Regions from separate parts of the Homo sapiens genome. Here region 2 is linked to region 1. A link is a loop called in an ENCODE intact Hi-C map of the cell type or tissue named here. Cell type or tissue: Calu3. All regions are shown on one strand.

Region 1 (2,500 bases):
GGAGGAAAGACTGCTGCAAATCTTAGACAAGATGAGTACTGAAAAATATCTGATAGCCTTATCAATACCAAAACCGCTGGTGTTAAAGTGAGAACTTCCCTTGGAGTAATGCTAACAGGGGCCAGGTTTGAATGAGACTGAAGAATGGAAATTAAGAGAATGAGTCCAGACAATTCTTTCAAGTAATTTGATGATGAAGGGATGAGAAATATAGAGATGTGGCTGGTGGAGATGTGGGTTTCAAGAAGACTATATTAAAATGAAAAAGATTTACTTATATTAACGTGACCAGATTATTGTGAGACAACACAGACACATACACACATTTTTTTTTTTTCGGCAGGGAGTGTATGCACCTGTGCAGTCTTTTTCCAAGTAGTCCGCAACTGGAAACCAGGACTCTTCATATTACATCTGGCCCTTCTGAATTTATGTGAGGGAAGTTCTGGGATGTTATTAAGAGTAGACTGACCCATGAACATGCACAAGGGACTGTCTAGGATGCCTGGACAGAATGAACAGTAGTCCCTGCCCTCTGGCTTTGTCTCATGACTTCATTCTCCAAAGGACCATTTGGAAAAAGGTCCTGGGCATTAAATAAATACTCCTTCAAGAGGAAGAACAGCAGAGATACCTCTGCCATCATTTCAGATCCTCAGCTGCAGGGTTTTGATACAAGTTGCAGGTGCCTGGGGAACGCTGTGCCTGCACAGCACAGAGATAAGTGGCTGAGTCTTCAGGTTTAGGGGCTGTGATGTGCAGAAAGCTTTCCTTCTTTGTTAATGTGGCTTTTAGCCTTTCTTTCTCCTTTTCTTCCCCAGCTGAATACAGGGTGAAGAGGAATTCAGGGCCTTTCCCAGGATCTTGCCTATACCAGAACAGCCCTCTTAAACCGCTGACTGTGTAACTGCAGTTGAGACTGCTACTCTCTCCCTCCTGGAGTCTCAGGGCCTCGGGACTCTGCGTCACCTGGTCTTCTCCACTCAACCCTGTTCAGGAAAACAAAATCAGAAATTATACAAAGCTTTTAGTTTAGCAGCTTTGAAAAATTCCAACAGGAAAACTGAATGAGCTGAGATTAAATCTTCATCTCTCTTCCTCAGCTTTGCACGAATGGTTCTCATTTCTTAACCTCCAACTTACAGCCAAGCTGAAGCCACAAGACTATGAATGCACACTCCAACATTTTCTCCATGCTGGTATCTCAGCCTAGAAACAAATTACGATAATTCCAACCTTCTTTTCTCAGAGGCGCCACTTCTGTATCTTAGTTCATATTCTGTAATGCAGGAAAGAGCCTTTCTGTTGGCTGCTCAACCAATCAAATGCAAGTCCTCTAGTAATTTTCATGCTTTTGAAATTAAAGGCAGTTGTAGAATGAGAGTAAATTGAACCACTGCCACCTCGTGGCCACAGTACTGTCCCACGGTACCCACTTTATGCCACCTACAAAGAAAAATATTCTTCATATTTGGTGGGCATAGTGCATATGAGGTTTAAAGTGGCAATGAGAAAAGCCTTATTTTACTTGGACTCTTAATTCTCTAGATTGTTTTTTGAATGGTTTTTAAAGCTAAGCTGCAACCAGAAGTTACAAAGGAGTTGAATCCGACTGGTAGCTGTAATTATATTTCTCACTAAAATATATTTTTCACTAGAATGCACAAGAACCTCAGCAGGTGAAACCTTAAAACCTTAAAACCTCAAAACCTCAGCAGGTGAAACCTTAAAAAGACTAGAGCTCTGAAAATAAAAGATGGAGTTGAGGGGATCAAATAGCTTGTGGATGTGTCTAGAAACCTCTCTGATGCAATGTGCAGAGAATTTGGAACATAAATTAAGAAATCCATGTCTTCAAATAATTTTCTGTGTGACTACAGGATTGAGACCAACTGTGACCAAAATTCAGGGTCACAAAATTGGTAGATATTAGAAGGAAGGAAGTTTTGAAAAAGCATAACAGAGAGAAAAAAGAGGTCTCCATTTCTGGACCTCAGAGAGACCTGAAAGTCACTGTGTGTGTGTGTGTGTGTGTGTGTGTGTGTGTGTGTGTGTGTGGCGAGGGAGATTATTCCATGCAAATTATAAATATTTTACACAATATAAATAATACACAGCAAAAGTAAGTCTTTCCTCCTCATCTGTCCTTCAGTATCACAGTTCTCATTATAGAGGCATCTATGCATCTGTTCTTTCAAACACTCTCATACACGTACATACTCATTATTTTCAGACAAACATACATATCATTCTGTGCCTTGTTTTTTGTCCATGCAAAATGGCCACGTAGTATTCCATTGTTTGGCTGTACTATATTATATTTAAACAGTTTTGCATTTTTGTATTTTCATTTCCAGTCTTTTACTACCAAAGATTATGCTGAAATGGTTATCCCCATAAAAAGATGTTTGCCAACATGAACAAATATATTTATAAAAATTATTGAAAATATGTAAATGATAACAGAGAACCCATGCATTTTTCATTTAATAAATATTGC
Region 2 (2,500 bases), 130 kb after region 1:
AATTCATGGGTGTGAATAGTTCACGAGAGGAAGAGGCAATATTTCTAATGTATGAAGATATAGGTTTTTTTTAAAAAAAAGAAGCACTTTATGTAAGACTAGTTTATGGATAGTATGTGAGGAAGGGGGATGATACCTCTCAGAAGAATCTGTGTCTCAGCTAGGTTAAATAGAGCTTTAAAGAGTCATGGGAAGAGAGATCCCATTTCCCAAATTACACAGTTTGACAGAAAATTGGAGAATTCAAATATATGAAAATTCTAATAAAGGAAAACTATTTGATAGCATGCATTGCAAATTTAGAAATAAATAGTTTCTTGAAATCAGGGCATTAGAAAATGTTTCCAACTAGAGGTTGGTTGGTTAGAGGAAAAATAGGATGTGCGTATGATATCCACTCTAATTGCATTTCTACCTCTCCCCTTCCTCTTCCCAGACCTTTCCCCACACACCCTGCAGGCCCTCACAGCTGTTCTCATCAGGCCACATATTGCTGGTCAAATTAAATATTGTCCCCTCCCTATTCTCTTTCTGTTCTTCATCCTTATTTTATTCCTATTTTCTTCTCTTCTGTTTATTCTTTTTCCTTCTAGTCTCAGAGAAGATATATGAAAAGATCAGATATCAGGGGTATTTAGAATAATTTCCAAGTCAGTGAATTTCATGAATTTTAATCATAAAAATTTAGAAACTGAAAACATGGAATGAAGATGTTTTCTAATGAACATCCATGCTCGCAATGCCCAGTAAAACTCCAATTCCCTTACCTCTGCTTACAGAATCATCCTCACAATGGATTTATAGACCTATGAACTCCAGCTTTCTGAGGTTTTATATAGAATGTCAGAGCTGAAAACCTAAGATGAACCTTACACACACATCACGCTCCACCCCGCCCCAGCTCCCTGTTATCTGTGATTTGACTGACTCACATGCCCTTTTGTATCCTGTTCCGTCCGCTGAGACCATCAGAAAAAGTCTTCATTTCGGAAGTCCTAGAGTGCCCCCTAGTGGACTGAAACCATCAACAAAGACCACTTTGCACCAACTTAACTCCTCAGTAGTCACACACACAGCCCCATTCACTTCATGTTTCCTATGAAGGAAATGGAGGCGGTCAGAAAACAATATAGCTGCCTAGACTGAATGGGGATTAACAGTGAACCAATTACCACTTTTAAAATGCCACTTCATGGAAATTAATATCTTAAAATAATTTGACAATTCCCATCTTGCGCTATTTATTTGAATTCTCTGATTTTGTTTTAGAAAATCCAAAAAGATTTTTTGAAGTATTACCATAAGTGATTAATTTATTAGGTTTTAAGAGTATGTAAAAAGTGATGAGACATTAGTTCATAATCTACTGAAGAGTACAAAACTACACATGTCTATAATAGAATCAAAGAGTGGGATCCTAAGCAGAATGTGAACTAAAAGCTATATGATCCCAGAGGTGGGAGAAATACTTAGGAAGGTTGGACAAGACCTTATAAAAAGGGTGGTCATTTCCCTCTTTCTCTCCTTTTTCATGAGGATAATAGAATAGAATATGGATAAACCTTTATGATGGCTTTTATGACTTTTTATTGGTTTAATATTATAAAGAATTCATGAACATTTGAAATTATTAAAAGTAATACAACATACCAGGTAGACGAAAATCCACTTTTACTACCACTCCCAGTTCTGATTCTTTCATCACTCGTTACCCTAATTCTCCCTTCATCTTATCAATTTGGAGTTGATACTTCCAAATGTTTTACTATAGCATTATATACATGTACTAAATACAAAAAATGCTGAAAATAAATAGTATTTCATTTATAATTTTAAAATTTAATACCAAATGATGCATCTCATGTATACCTTTTTGTAACTCACACTATAAATTCAATAATATATCTTGCAGAGCTTATTATATTAACACATACGGGAACTTCTGCTACATTGCACCCTATTAGAGATATACTTCAGTTTATATAGTCCTCTCCCTATTGATGAAGACTTAAGATGATGTGTGATATAGTTTGGATCTGTGTCCCTGCCCAAATCTCATGTTGAAATGTAATCCCCAATGTCCCAGGTGAGTGATGACTACCTGGGCTGGTGGTGTGGGGATAAAATAATTTACCAAGACTGTTGTAGATAAAGAAAGGCAGATCTATTAAAGAAAGTATGAAAGTAGTTGCCAGGGAGCAATCAGCCGAAGAGGAGCTGATGGCAAGGAAACAAAGGCCTGCTGGAGATTTTATAGGATGTTTTTGGGTTGCCGAGTGCTGCATGCAGTACTGGTAATGCCAAGGTAGCAAGGAACTAACTTGCATTCTTCTGTCAACTGAGGTTTTTGATGATAGATAGAGGTGTTTGATGATAAGCAGGAAGTCTGTGAGTTATGTACGTTATTTGCTCAGGAGAGCTATAGGTCCTGAGCCATAAAGAAAGACCTATAGCTTATCTGCTTCCTCTTTCTGTTTATATGTCCTGGACCATGAAAAAA

Evidence for each region. Peaks named below come from ENCODE experiments on the same cell type or tissue, not always from the same donor. Only the 100,000 strongest peaks of a DNase experiment are listed, where the experiment ranks them.
Region 2: it touches region 1 in a loop (2.2-fold over the local background); 5 of 110 quality-filtered maps call a loop at or near these places.

What each region holds. Positions count from the first base shown.
Region 1 is chr14:22,039,358-22,041,857 of GRCh38, reverse strand. It overlaps TRA and TRAV20. Among named protein-coding and RNA genes, the nearest start is that of OR4E1, 370 kb to the right of the region's middle. In Calu3, no CTCF peak of the experiment used is centred here; a DNase peak (open chromatin) is centred at 1,387.
Region 2 is chr14:21,912,458-21,914,957 of GRCh38, reverse strand. It overlaps TRA. Among named protein-coding and RNA genes, the nearest start is that of OR4E1, 240 kb to the right of the region's middle. In Calu3, a CTCF peak has its summit at 1,022 (motif pointing left); a DNase peak (open chromatin) is centred at 977.